Regions from separate parts of the Mus musculus genome. Here all the other regions are linked to region 1. Evidence: chromatin loops called from intact Hi-C (ENCODE). Cell type or tissue: left cerebral cortex. All regions are shown on one strand.

What was found. Peaks named below come from ENCODE experiments on the same cell type or tissue, not always from the same donor. Only the 100,000 strongest peaks of a DNase experiment are listed, where the experiment ranks them.
Region 2: a loop joins it to region 1, with 5 times the contacts of the local background. A loop is called at or near these places in 5 of 42 quality-filtered maps.
Region 3: it touches region 1 in a loop (3-fold over the local background); 4 of 42 quality-filtered maps call a loop at or near these places.

The regions. Positions count from the first base shown.
Region 1 is chr19:21,470,335-21,475,334 of GRCm38, forward strand. Gda (guanine deaminase) reads right to left here and starts at 2,327. Exons shown (of 14, transcript NM_010266.2): 1 at 2,034-2,327. The coding sequence starts at 2,156. In left cerebral cortex, a CTCF peak has its summit at 2,310 (motif pointing left); DNase peaks (open chromatin) are centred at 129, 409, 873 and 2,321; H3K4me3 peaks cover 2,652 bases; H3K27ac peaks cover 2,056 bases.
Region 2 is chr19:21,523,231-21,528,230 of GRCm38, forward strand. No RefSeq gene overlaps it. Among named protein-coding and RNA genes, the nearest start is that of Gda, 53 kb to the left of the region's middle. In left cerebral cortex, no CTCF peak of the experiment used is centred here; DNase peaks (open chromatin) are centred at 982, 2,758 and 4,351; H3K27ac peaks cover 2,405 bases.
Region 3 is chr19:21,561,535-21,566,534 of GRCm38, forward strand. No RefSeq gene overlaps it. Among named protein-coding and RNA genes, the nearest start is that of Gm38486, 32 kb to the right of the region's middle. In left cerebral cortex, a CTCF peak has its summit at 2,806 (motif pointing left); a DNase peak (open chromatin) is centred at 2,777.

The sequences.
Region 1 (5,000 bases):
CTATGCATTTGAGTTCTCTGGGGATGCTGTCCAGGAGCCAGGATTTTCACAAGTGCTTCTAGATGCTCCCAAACCATTCCAGTGTATGTCCCGGCACTAGCTTTAAGAAGCTCCATATAATTCAGAGGCAACTAATGATCCCAAGTATGCACTGACTCACTTCCAGAATATACTAGTTTTCAAGGACCTTAAAGTGTTTAGATAAATACGAAAATAACCAGTTTATCTTAGCAACCCTAAATGTCAAGCATGCCCTATTTAACATGTGGGAAATCAAATACTGAAATACATCCATCATGCTCTCCCTAAGCCCAGGGAAGGGGTAACTTACTGTCTTACACTCAGAAGGAGAGCAACAGCTAACAATCCAATGACAAAGGAGAGTTTCAGCTGTATATCTTGACTAGCCAACCTCTGTGGCTAATTTCTGGTTAATTTTGTCTCATGTGGGAAGGGCACACTCTGCAAACCGAGAGTCTCAGCACGCTCCCAGAGGAGTAGGCTCTCTGACTCAACCACTAATTGCATGTTCAGGACACACTTATTCTTCAGTATAAACTCAAGGAAAGATTAATTTTATGATAACTTACTTCCTTTTCTTACTTATTTCCATCATGCCCCCCAAATATACTGTTGCATCCATTACTTATTAGAATTGAGGGAATAGGAGATTAATTCCAAAAAGAAAGCTATGAGCTGAAAAGCTTCTATGGCCAAACTAGCATCTCCTCTCTCTCACCAGCCTCTCAGGCTCTGTATTCGGTTTCCTGGGACTTACACAGGGAGGAGTTAGTTCACTGAAGCTGAGGATCACAGCCCAAAGCGTGGAGTGGATATGTATGCAGGTCTCCAGGTTTACTGAAGTCTCTCCGTTAGGTGAGCTCTGAGAATGTTATCACCTTGGAAACGCAACATCCTGCTTCCCAATGTACCAACAACAACAACAGCAAAAAAAAAAAAAAATCAAGTCCCACAAGAAAACAAGATTGGGAGCCTGTGTGGTGGCTCAGCATGTAAAAAGTACTTGTCACCAAGGTGCTTGTCACCAAGCCTGAGGACCTGGATTCAGTTCCTGGAATCCATGGGGATTAAGGAGAGAACCAACAAAGAGAACACGTTGCTCTCTGACCACACATGCTACTTTGAGTATGTACACACACACACACATTTTTAAAAATCTTTAAGAATATCAGGTTTGGTTACTCCCAAATCTAAGTCATAATTCAGCATGGTCAATGACAGCATCTTCAACTTGGCAGACCACAGACTGGTATACTTTGAGAAACAATTAAAAATCCCATTCTGCCCCCAAAATGAAATGACTTCACTTATCAAACTGGCCAGGATGTTACTAATGTACACTGTCACCATCTGGGTGGACAAAGAAGTGCCAGGTATCAAAGGACACTTGTGGAAATCTAATTGTAGGGGGAGGGTATAAAAGCTATAATCATAGAAGGCATTTTGAACCTTAAAATGAAACCGTTTGTTTTGATTCAAATGGCTGTGTTGTGTGTGTGTGTGTGTGTGTGTGTGTGAGAGAGAGAGAGAGAGAGAGAGAGAGAGAGAGAGAGACAGAGAGACAGAGAAGACAGAGACAGAGACAGATTTTCCAGTTCTGTCCCTTCCAAGATTAAACTTGTGTAACATGTAGTGTTAATGCATTGTTTGATGAAAGAGCCTGCGAATGAGACCAGATGTTTTTGCTTATTCTACCTGATAAATTCAGCAGACAACACTAATCAACTGATCCCCACGCCACCCTGGTCAGCTCTGTCTCAAGAAATTCAACCACCTTTTCTAGGGATGCCTACAGTGCGGTGCGAGTACTGTTCCAGGCTTCTGGGATGTCATTCCGCCCTAGCCAGGTTACAAACCTAGTGATCAGTCAGTCTGCCTTCTCTAGAAGCCAAACGCTAAAGTTCAACTCTGGAGCCACCGTGCTCGCTCTACAGGAGCGAACCCTGAACGCGCAGTGCCTCGCCAGGGTCCCTCCACCTGTCCGCGGTGCGCGGGACCCGGTGCCCACTCACTTTGCCGCTGTCGCTCACGCCGAGGAGGTGATCGCGAAGCACCTCCATGGGGCAGGTCCAGGTGGAGTGGACGAAAGTCCCTCGGAAGACGAGCGCCAGCGGCGGCGTCCGAGCCGCACACATGGCTGCAGCAGGGCAGCGCGAGTTCACTGGCCAAGGAGGGCGCACCGGGCGGGCGCAGAGCGGTTCCTGCGGCTGCGGAGCGGGAGCTGCTGGCTCTTGGGGCTCGTTCTGCCCCCGCTTCCCCAGGCGATCGCCTGCCCCCTGCAGGCCGCGCCCAGGGGCTGGCTCCCTGCCTCCTGGATGCCAATAGGATTTTTCTCCTCTGAGTTGGCTCCAGCTCCCTTGGGGTGTGGCTTTCCTCCCCACCCCTGCGTTGGTTTTGGATGTGTTAACTCCTTGAGTTATCGAAATCAAGCCACTCTGACTTGCTTTCGTTGTGCACCTACACTGTCTTCTCTGAGCCTTCTATACTCCTAGGACCGTTCATCCCCTCAACTTGAGCACCAGAATTCTGAACTTGCATAAACGTGGTGACAGGTGAAAGGTCACTTTGAGCTGTACACCTTGTGGCCAGTTTCCTTTCCTGAGATTGAAGGATGCATACTATGTGTTCATTGTTTGCTGGGGTTCTGGAAGCTTGACTTATGTGGAACTTTACAGGGATCTCCAGCACCAAGGGTTAATCTAGATCTCAAAGTCCCTCTCTTCCACCGAGGTCAATATTTTAGTCCTTTTGCCCATCCACATACAATACCACGACTAACTTGTCTTGTGTCTGAGGAAACTAATTTTATTTATTCAGTTGTAAAAGAGGAGAAAATGAAGTTCCCAGCAGCTGAAGTACAAGGGTAGAAATCTAAAGACCACCTGCAAGCTACCAAACAGTCTGAGGTCTTCCATTCCTTTCATGAAATCAGAACCTGGGCCAAGTCACTACAAAACCTGTCCAGGTTCCCTCCCCCCACAACAGCCTCCAGCTCCTCGAGTTAGGTCCTGCAGGCAGGACTTTCTGGTTACCTTCAAAGTGTGGATCCCAGGTTTCCTCTGCTGCTCCCCACAGCAATGGGCTTGCTCTGAATCTAAATGGGGCAGCCTCTCTTCATTGCTTTGCCTTAAGTTGTAACTCCATGCAGTAACTGCCCCTGCCCAAGAGCTAACTTCCCCCTATCCAGAAGTTCCCGTCCCAGGAATCCATCCTTTTCCTTCACTGGTCATATCCATCCTTAAGAGTGTCATTTTCTCCCATATGTTTATTACCATTTCTTTTTAATGTTAATATTTTATTCCTTTGATCATTTTTTACAATGTATTTTGATCATATTTACTCACTACCCCCACTCTTCCTACTAAATTCCCTCCAGATTGTGTCTTCTATATGCAGGAAAACTGCACCATGTGATCTCAATAACATAGTAGCCTACACGAGGCTACACCTGAGCACTAACATTAGCTGACAATCAAGCTTGGTATCGGGAAATCCCACAAGACCTCTCCAGATGAAGTGCTACAGGCAATTAATGAGGGCTGAGAAGGCGAGTCAGTCTTTGTCAGGGATGAGCCCTGTAATTAGATATCTAGTACCGAATGGTCACATCTATAAACATATCCTTATGAACAATACCAAATGGACTTAAGTTGCATTTACATTTTTATGTATGTTTACAGGTAGTACATTGTGAGAATTTAAAGACGTAGATTGTCAGCAATGACTACCACCCTTAGAAAATATTTGGAAAAATAAAGTTGCTAGTGAAGCTAGGTTGAGGTGTTTTTACTACTGGCTCTGATGAAAAAGGAAAGAAAAGGAAAAACAAAACAAAAAAACCTTAGAAGACAATATGAAGTTCAGAAAGGCACACTTTTATTAGTTAAGCTAGGGACCTTGTAAGGTCAGGGAACAAGAACTATGGCAGCACTGGCTGACGTGACTCTCACTGCAGCTGGACTGGTGATGGTTGATTTCTTATACTCATTTTGTCCTCAGCTTCCTGATATGATAGATTAAGAATTGCTGATGAGAGTGAGTTCCAGGAGGACCAGCACTACATAGTAAGACCTTGTTTCAAATAAATAAATAAATAAATAAATAAATAAAAATTTTTGTTGAAATAAAAAAAAAAAAAAAAGAATTGCTGATGAATAGATGGACATTTTGAAGATTTAAGGTAGATATGACTGATTTTTATTAAAAAAAAGTTTAGATTTGTGATTCTTTTAAGACTCTTACAAGATTACTTTTGAAGATAAATAGTAAAATAATTACTTCTTTCTTTGTAACTGCAAATTGCCAGTAAGAGAAACTGGCTGAGAAAAACTACCTTGCTTGATTACACTTTGATTATTTATAACAAGTTGCTTGGTTATGAATGTACATGGGGGTTTTCTTTATCTATACTATGGAATGTTATTTCCTGTACAGGTATTGGAAAGCAGGTTGTTTTTCATAATCATTTATTAGAAGAAAACTAACATGTAGTCACATTATAGTTGTATACTGCTTGAAAGATTCTGCTGGGATATATACGCTATGGAAGAAAGAATAAAGGATGAGTGTGGCTGGAACATTGCTTCTCCCATATACATCAACTGTGTGTTTGTGTGTGTGTGTGTGTGTGTGTGTGTGTGTGTGAAGTTTGTGTGAATGGGGGTTAGAGCATTGTTCCTTCCATTCACCAATTGTGTGTATTTATGAATGTATGTGTGGAATACTTGGATCCTGCTTGTTGGAACTTTGCTCCAACCATGCATGTGTGAATATGTATATGTCTATCTATAGGTCTGTAAGCATGTATGCATGCATGTATATATGTATGTATATTTATGTGTGTGAAGTTATTGAACTCTTGACTTTTTTTCATCCATTCCGTGTGTGTGTGTGTGTGTGTGTGTGTGTGTAGGGGGTGCACATGAGAATTTTCTCTCTTTCCTTCTCTTTCATTCAGGCCCCAAGGAATTGAAAGAGTT
Region 2 (5,000 bases), 53 kb after region 1:
GAGGCATCCCTAATCTCAGACGAAGCCCAGAGAAAGCATCTGTTGTCAGACCCCAACCCACAATATATATAAAGACCCTGTACAGGAGGAGGAAAGAGGGGTGTGAGAATGACTTCATCAAAGCTCATCTCAGGGCTTCTGTCATGTAAGAACTGTAACACTGTTTTGGGAAGAGAGTTCTCTCCCAAAGCTTTCACTGAAGGTAACTACTTGAGCTTACCAAGGTCACTTCCCATCCTGGGTCCTGACTGTCTGAGCCCCCACTGGGTAACCACACTGTATGGGCACTTCTGCCAGCTACTGTAGCTCTCTTAATAACAGTGGCTGCCTCTATTCAACTCCCCTCCCCCCCTTTCCTTGGCCACTCTAACCAGGCCAAAAGCCTCACAGATCTCCACCGATAGTGTCCAGAATACAGACCAATAGAGATCCATGCCGTTTTCAGGAAAATGGATTGGACAGGAGATCATTGTGTTAAAGGAAATAAATCTGATTCAGAGAAATATCATGCTTTCTTTCAAGTGGAATCCATATTTAAATATGTACTTACTTGTGTGGGAAGGGGATATAAAAGTAGAAGAGGATTGTGTGAATAGAAGGCTAAAAGGGGGAACAAGAGAGGGGCCTGGAATATGAATGACATGAAAGCAGAGAGGGGGATGCTCAGGAGAAAGACAAGCAAGAGATCAAAGTGGGGCTTCGGGAAGGAATAAAAACAAACCATAATGATATATATGTATAAAGGTGTTGCGATTGAATTCATTGCTTTGCATGTTAACTTAGGAATCCATTTTTAAAATCAAAATAAATAAGCAAAACATCAATATTTTCTAAGGAGTAAGATCAAACCCAATTGTTAAGATCACAAGGTCCAGTAAAGTCTCTCCCTCTTATAGCTCTTCTCTGGAATTACAAGCTCTCACTACCATGCTTGGTTTATGTGGGGGCGGAACCCAGGCCTTTGTGCTTCCTAGCTAAGTACTCTGCTGTTGGGAGCGACCCTGTTTGAATGTTATCTGCCTTGTCAGCCATAAGTGCGTACTTACAAAGTCTTGGCCTTAGTGGAAAAGTACTAGCTTAGTTGAGATTTCTGTGGGAAAAAGTTGAGGCCTCTATGGGAAAGTGCTACCCCCAGTTAAGAACAAATAGCTATAGATCTTGTGGACAGGGACCTAGCAACCCATTCTGTTCTGTTCCTCTTGCTGAACTCTTTAACTAGCCAATATCCTGCTTTTGGGAACAGGTGTGTTCTCCCAGAAACAAAGCGATTCTGCGTCATCCCCCTCCCCATACCCTGCTTCTGGGGGCATAAAACCTGCCTGGGAACAATAAAAATTTGGCAGCTTGATCAATCAGACTTGCTGTCCATTCTTGTGTTTCTCACCTTTCATTCTCTCCACATTCCCAGACCCTGTTGGACTGTCCTGCGGGCCAAGACACTCTGCCAACTGACCTCCACCCCAGCCCTTCTCTGAGTATTAATAACTACTTTTAGTACCAATATAAAATACTATCATCCTGGGAAATTTGTTTCCTCACCTATGAATTTAAAAGGATTCTGATTTGGCTCACAAGTATTAGAAATTAAATAGCCCCGGCAATTTCTGTTGAATAAAGTCATGCGTATACCCCATTAAACATTAAAGCACCTGTATCGGTGGCTCTCAGCCTTCCTAATGCAGCTTCCTCATGCTCTGGTAACTCCTCCACCACAATTATTTTGTGGCTACTTTATAAGTGTATTTTTGCTGCTATTATAAATCATAATATAATTATCTTATATGCAGGAGAGCTAATATGTGATTCTAGGGTCATGACCCACAGGTTGACAACCTCTGGCCCAACTCCTCCTCTTCATGCTCCTGGTGGTAGCATTGTGTTGAATCTCAGCCAGAAGGCTTTCCTGTCCAAGTATCCTTCCTCTCATGTGCCTCTAGGAATCCATTGAAATCTTAACACCTTTTATCTTTCTCCTACAATTCTGAGGCTTCGGTCAAACTCTAAGCCTCCAAAAATTTTGATCCTGACTTCCTGAATCCAGCACCACTTAGAACTTGCTAGATAGTGGGAGGTAAGAGAAAATGTAGCCAGACGATGAATTATCTGGGAAATAGCATCTAAATATAAAAAGACATAAGTTCTTTATATGTATCTAGATTTAAAGGAAATTAATATATATTATGACTTATGATGATATATGGTATATAATTAATATAAAATATATAATAATATATTAACATATAGTTATTTATGTGTCTAAATTTAAAGGAAAAATTTGGTGTCACTTTTATAACTTAGGAGTATTTGACAAAATCCTTCAGTTTGGCAGACATGCAATGGAATGCTGAGTGATTAACTTTATTTATGGGAGGAATGCTTTGATAACTATCTACCTGAAGGTAGATCTCACAAGCATGAAATGACTTAGAATGGGCAGAGCAGAGGCAATGAGGGCAATGCTCTGTGTTGTGCAGGCCTCCAGCAGCACCAACAAGAGGCAGCAGAACAGACAGACAGTAGGCCAGCACTGAGGAATTCATTTTTCTAGTTACTTCTAGGTATGAAAATATTGGAAGATAAAGGACTGTGGGAAATATCTTGGCTTTCCCTTTCCAAGATGCTCTTGGCTACTAAGTTGGTGTTCATGTAGAAGACATCTGCTTGTAGGTTTCAGAAGAGAGATGAAATAAGAATATAGCATAAACCGCCTGCCCCCAACTCCATGCTTTGCCAGCCATTACCAGTACACGTGGGTGTTGAGTTGGTAGCAGTCCCGGACTTCCTAAAAGCAGAGATGGCTCTCGGTTAAAAACAGCAACTCGGGGATGCATTTAACTACCCTTCATTCCATGGAAGTGTTCTGTGGAGATGGCCTGTAAGATGCTGTGAGCAGAGAACCTCTTACAGCATCATTGGTGGTTACTGAGAAAGAAAGGAGTCTGGCAAGTGCATGAAGATGGAACCATGAGGGAAAGGCTTCTAAGCAGTCTGGAAGGCACATAGAAAGGGACTTGGCTAAAAATGTGACTCTAACCCTCTGTGCAGTCGTGGGGCTCAAGTATAAGTAAACAAAGGAAGATACACAAATCAACCCCCTAGATCATTTCCTTGTCCACTAGCCCCACTAGCCCCACGATGAGCAGGCACCAGAGATCCTCCTGAGACCTTCCATGGACTCTGAGTGCTGAGTTGGGAAACCAGTGAAGACACCAACAACAACTCTTTCCAAATAAAGGAAACTCTGCTGGAAACAGGCTGGGCCCCCTGTCCCAGATAATCCCAGCCACCCCATCAATGTTCAGAGAGATCTCACTGAGCAGAGCATATACTCTTGTTTTCTTTCTTACCCTTAGACGACTAGATTTCTGAACCAGAAAAAAAAAATACATTTTAATTTATAAGTACAGTAAGTTGAAGAGTGTCCCCTTTATCTTAGTTGACCTGTAACTTTAAATATGTGTAATCTCTGTAAAATCTCAAACCATGATTATTGGACAAGGCATGGCCTCCCTCTTTAACTGGGGAAGTGGCAAGAAATCACAAAAGACACTGGTCAAACAGGGCACTCATATCAGAGATATTGGGAAGAGCGATGCTGAACAGTCCCTATCTGAAATGGCGGACTCCTCTGAGGAATGGAGGAGCGCTTCACCCACTGGACATCGGGATAAAATCTCATAAATTAGAAGGAAATGGAAATACAGAAAAGATTGGAATACAGAAAGAAAGACTGGAAAATGTAACACCTGTCAGAGGTTGGGGTGGTGGGGAGGGCATGCTCCCCTGAGAGGCGGAGGCGAAGCGGGAGGATCACAAGTTTAAGGGCAGCCTCACTACTTATCAAGTTCAAGGCATTCCTAGGCAGCTCTTCTTTGAAATGAGACCCTGTTTCAAAGAAGGGAAAAGAGAGGAGAGGGGACAGGAGAGAGGACAATGGAGGAGAGGACCGGGGAGGGCAGAGGAAAGGACAGGAGGGGAGAAGAGATAATGTTGAATATGGGACACCTTTTGCAGCAATGGAGATAGGACCCAGGGCCTGGAGCATGCTCTGCAAATAATTTATCTCCACAGCACATGTGTCCCTTTGGCACAGGACTTTTTCGAATATATAATTTTTGCCAAATAAATTTAAACATAAGTAAAACAACTTGTCTGAAATTACACCTTTCGTTAGGAGACAGAGCATTAATTTGAAACTTTGAAGCTTCTTTAAAATAAACAGGAAAGCTTCGCATTTATTTAAAGAATTCCCATAACACTGAGAACAAACCTGACCCAAATAGCAAATATATACACTACTTGCACACACACACACACAAAAAAAAAAAACACCATGCAGATTTAGTTCACTCAGTATAGACAGAAAAAGCTGAAGTGAAACAGCAGAGAACCCAATGCTAAAATAAAACCACACAGCATGACAGTGTGTATCTCAATCATGCAGGGATCACTCTGAAATCGCCAAAAAAAATATATATATATAATAGAAGATCAAAGTATTTAAAGACAAAATCCATAGTTATTTTGGTAGACTTGATATCAAGGACAGATGATTATGTAAATCAACATTTGTTGATGAAAACTAGGGAAACACTAAGCCTGGTTTCTTTTCCAAAATGTGATCATGCAGGATTTAACTCTTAGCACCCTGAAAGCAAAGGGGCAGCCAGGACTGACACTAGGGAATACCAAGATATAACTCTGTGGAAATGGGAGGTGTTCTTACTTAATTAACAAAAATAAACAAAATTACATTTTACAACCATTAAATTAAATTATGAAGTTTTAACCTTCGCCTTCCTTCCTTTAACTTCACACTCTCTCTCTTTTGCAAAGTATCCCTTCAAGACCAGAAAGTGCTTCCCAGAAAGACCTGGTGTGCTGTGATTCTCACCTGTAATCCCAGTGTTTAGGAAGCTGAGGCAGGGGTTGTAGAGATGGCTCAGTGGTTAAGAGTACTGACTGCTCTTCTGAAGGTCCTGAGTTCAAATCCCAGCAAC
Region 3 (5,000 bases), 91 kb after region 1:
TTCAAACCACCATACTTCCCATATCAACATAGGGGCCTTGGGATTAAAGCAATGGCTTTTTACTTAGATTCTGATCATTGGACTCAGAATGTCAGACGGGTGTGGCAAGTGCTCCGCTCTCTGAGCCATCTCTCCAGCCATGTTTTTTTGGTATGGTCATGCATTACAACCATTAGAAATAAATGCAATTGGACATATGGGGTATGGCATAACATTTTCCTCCCACAGGGCAGACAGATCTGATGCTTAAGTGACACGGGATCTGATGCATAGCATAGCGGCTCAGGGCCATATCTTCCACCTTCCCCTGTATCTTCTTAGTCACAATGTCCCTCCAACACGCAGATGACCTGCAGAGATACAGTTACATCTTTTCAGCGGACACCTCCCACTCAAGTCTTCATCCATTCAGGAATTCCTCAGCTAAGAAGCTGATGTTTTTCAAGTCCTTCACACTTAAAGACAAAGCAATACCCAGTTAGCCTGAATGTTACCTGTGAACACCAGCCTCGTTGGTTAATAGTGCAAGAGTCTCCCTGAGCCTCTGAGCACCAGGTTGGTCTAACAGAGCCCTGGGCTACTGAAATAGACATCTCAGTGGCTAAAGCTAAAGCTTTTTCTTACTTTAAAAGGAAAGTCGTGGGGCTGGGGCTTAGACCCAGGAAGCTGCTTGCCTCCAGAGCAGGAGGAGTTGAGTTCAGATTCCCAACACCCACATGAGCAGCTGGTGGCAGTGGCAAATGCCTGTGGCCCTAGAACTGGGGAGGTAGAGACAGGGAGATCCCCGAGGCTAGGTGAACCTGTGAGCTCCTGGCTCAGTGAGAGACCCTCCCTCAAAAACTAAGGTAGAGAATTATTAAGGAAGGTCCAATATTCACCCCTGGCCTCCACATTCACAAACCTGCATGCACAGGCAAGTTTTTGAAAGGCAGGTCTCAACAGTTGATCAATTGGAAGCCTCTAGAGAGTGTGGCATGCCTGTACCTAAAACAGTCCTTTCAGCAAATAAGAGACAGGCGTTTTACCTCCCAAAAGTTGGCTGTAAGGCTTCTAAACTTCCTGCTTTTAATCACTGAGAGAACCAGGGCTGAGTTCTCTGATGGTAACTCACGAGAATAAAGGCTCTATAGGGACAATTGACAGGAATGGGAACTTCAGATGGCCTTGTCAGTCATCAATGGGAGGAGAGGCCCTTTGTCCTCATGTAGGGGAATACCAGGGCCAGGAAGTGGTAGTGAGTGGGTTGGTGAGCAGGGGGATGGGGAGGGAGAGGAAGTTTTCAGAGGGGAAACCAGGAAAAGGGATAATATTTGAAATGTAAATAAAGAAAATATCTAATAAAAAATAAATAAAAAACAAAAATAATTAATTTTAAAAAAAAGAGTGAGAACTTCTGGGGGCAGGCCACACAAATGCCATTCCTAGAGAGATCCTGAGGGTAGGAGAAGCTGAACCTCTAGAGGAAGTTTGCTCACTCCTTAGTCTATGCTGGAAGTCTCCTGGAAACAGCACTCAGGCCTCGTGGAAAGAAGGAAAGACATGAGCCAAGATACAAAAGAAAGTGGAAGGTTGATAACTAGAAGCAAAGCCATAAAGGGGAACAGGATGCTAGCCGGCCCTTTTCCTGACTGCAGATCAGGTCTGCATGCTACACTGCTTCCTGCTTGAGCATCTTTCATCATCTTCACATCTCCACACCTAGTGTTAACCGCTCTGCCACTAAAGTGTTGCATACAGGGGATTGAAAATCTGGCTCAGCAGCTGAGTTCCTCCTGCACTGTAGAAGACCTGAGTTCAATTCCTAGCAATTCTCATATAGCAAGATTCACAGACATCTCTAAATCCAGCTCCAGAGACCATATGCCCACTCCTGGAAGCCACAGACATCTGGACTCATGTACAAATACTATACTATACTATACTACACTATACACGCGCACGCGCGCACACACACACACACAGAAAGAGAAAGAGAGAGAAAGAGAGAGAGAGAGAGAGAGAGAGAGAGAGAGAGAAATAGACAGACACAGAGAGACAGAGAAAGGCAGAGAGACAAAGACACTACACATATAATTAAAAAATAAACTTAAAAAAAAAAAGAAAAAAGAAAAGGCTGATGCTAAAATTCCTTCCCTGAGAGAGATGTGAAGGATCTCTACCCGTCCTCCTAAGGACCCAAAAACAAACTGGGGCACAACTACATCCCAAGTTTGCCAAGGATAACCCATATTATTAGGCTTCCTTACTTAGCAAAGGGTGAGGGGTTCTGGGCAACACATAAATGACCTTAAAGCAGCTACACTGGACAGTCTGCACCCAGTAGGAATGATGGTTTCCCCATAGCTAGGTAGACAGTCTCATCCCCTCACCATTCCCAACTAACATCCTCAAAGCCCTCTGCCAGGACCACAACCCATTAGGGAAGAACTGCACAGGACTGGTCGGGAGTGGCTGGATTCAGGTGAGGGACCCGTGTCCTTCTCCTCCTCATCCTTTTATGAAAGAAGGTAACGGTTAAGGGGCCCAGCAGAACTCCTGAGGATGGAGGGAGTTTGGGTCGGAGGATACTCCTGTGATACAAAAGGACTATCTATAACAGAATGCTCAGGCTGAACTGGAACTAGCAACTTTGGTACCATTTTCTAGTCGTGCGTCTGCTCAAGGAATTGGTCCTCCCTGCTGAGAACAACTGTCTACAAATCGCCTCTGCTCTCGGGCCTGTGATTTCAAACTTCATTTGTAACCAGGCATTGTGCGCATGCTTTGACTCCTTGCTTCCTGAGCTGGCTGGCTCTGCCACCTGGTGGTCAATCGTGGTAACTTCATGCCCCATCAAACTAGGGTACTCTTCTTTGAGCCCGGGGTAGTTTATTAGTGTATGCCATGCTGTCTTTGTGACAAATACATGAATCAAAGACTGTAAGAGCACCTGTGGAAATGATTTTAAGTCTGAGAAAATAGACAAAATGTAAATTTAAGCGGGGAGAGGAGCCTTGGGGGTCCCCAGTGAATGTACTTGGCATAGTAGGCTATGTAGCACTGAAGTTCATAGCTCTGAGTTCTGCATTCACTATTGCAGTTCACAGCTGTATTCTGTCCTAAACACACAACTGGCCATCTGTGTGAAGGAACCTAAGGGCTCTTCTTGGCATCAATTTTTTTAAAGATTTATTTATTTATTTTATGTATATGAGTACACTGTAGCTGTCTTCAGACACACCAGAAGAGGGCATCAGATCTCATTGCAGTTGGTTGTGAGCCACCATGTGGTTGCTGGGATTTGAACTCAGGATCTCTGGAAGAGCAGTCGGTGCTCTTAACCGCTGAGCCATCTCTCCAGCACCTCTTTTTGACATCATTATGACATGCAGTCTGCATTGTTATTCTGAAAAATATTTTATGAAATACATCCATCCATCCTAATTTTGGAATGGTAATGTATGTGAGTAGCCCCAGAACACAGAAGGCTGAGGCAGAAGGATTGTGAGTTCCAGGAAAGACAGCCTGAGTTACACGATGAGTCTGAAAAGATCCTGTGCTACATGTCTCAAAACAAAAAGAAAACCAAGACGGAAAGGAAAGGAAAGGAAAGGAGAGGAAAGGAAAGGAAAGGAAAGGAAAGGAAAGGAAAGGAAAGGAAAGGAAAGGAAAGGAAATCACCCATTCTAGTGTCTCATAGGCCACAAAGGCTGAGATATTAGTAGCTTCATCTGACAGTATAGAATAAATGACCAGATGTCACACCATGCATCTGTGGTGAGAGAAACTCTAATTTGTGTAGTAGGTTTAAAGATACATAATGATCTGAGTGGAGAGTTGGGTTCTAAGGCTTTTATTTATGGAGAAGCCATTTAAATGTTTGTAAGCTGCTGATAGATTGTATCACAGAGAGGTCACTGTCATGTCTGTCTTAGAGTTTCTATTGCTATGATAAGACACCATAACCAAAGGGCAACTTGGGGAGAAAATGGTTCATTTTATAGTTTCTCATCACAGTCCATCACTGAAGGGAACCAGGGCAGGAACTCAAAGCAGGGCAGGAAGCTGAAATCAGGAGCCATGCAGAAGCCATGGAAGGGGTGCTGCTTACTGGCTTGTTCCTCCTGACTTGCTCAGTTGGATTCTTGCTCACTAAGTGATATTGGGCAAAGTATACATTTTCAGCTGCCATGTAAGAAAGCTAATAATGTACTCCAGGGCTGTACTGGAAACACTCTGCACAGATCACCTGTGCGTGTTGTCTGCACAAAATATTACGGTGTTTGAAGTGTAGCTGTTAGTGTCCTTGACACTTGCTGATTGTGGAAGTTTCAAACCTCCAAAAGCTTCCAGGTTCTTGTCTGTAAACCTGGTTGTAAACTTTGATATTTTAAAACCTACTTTTAATAGGGATTTTCAAATGCTTTGACCACCACCACCCCCTACACGTATACACACCTTCTTGCCTACCATCAAAAGGTAGCAGAGAAAAGATGGTAAATAAAAAAGTGGATGTGCATCTGTTTAGAAGTAGTTCTTTGGGGGCAATTCCTATCTCTGTGTAGTAGCAGTCCAGTTCAGTAGTGTCTGAATTCCAAGTGTGACTCAGCAGCACAATCCAGCAGAAACAACCAGGCTTCCACTGAGTCACTGAGTTGGCACAAGTCACCAGGAGTGACCAGAACCAGCCAGCATGCCAGAAGTTCTCTGCTGTGCCTCTCTCTACAAAGTGAAGATCAGCAAAGCTGGGAGACCAATGAAGCTTTGCAAGGTTAGCTATGCGAGCACACAGTCACTGTCCATTGAGTCCAGTTTGTATTCTCTACAAACATCATGCGTTGCGTGTTGCTTTTGCTGCCCCACCTAAGCTCCAGGAACTGACTGCCCCCGCCCAGAGAATATTGGATTCGTAGATGAAACTCACAGACACACAGTTGTTCAATTTCAGCTTCCTTAGTGGCACAATTGCTGGGCGCTACTTATCTCCCACCTGAAGAAGTGTGCCCTTATCAATACTCTTA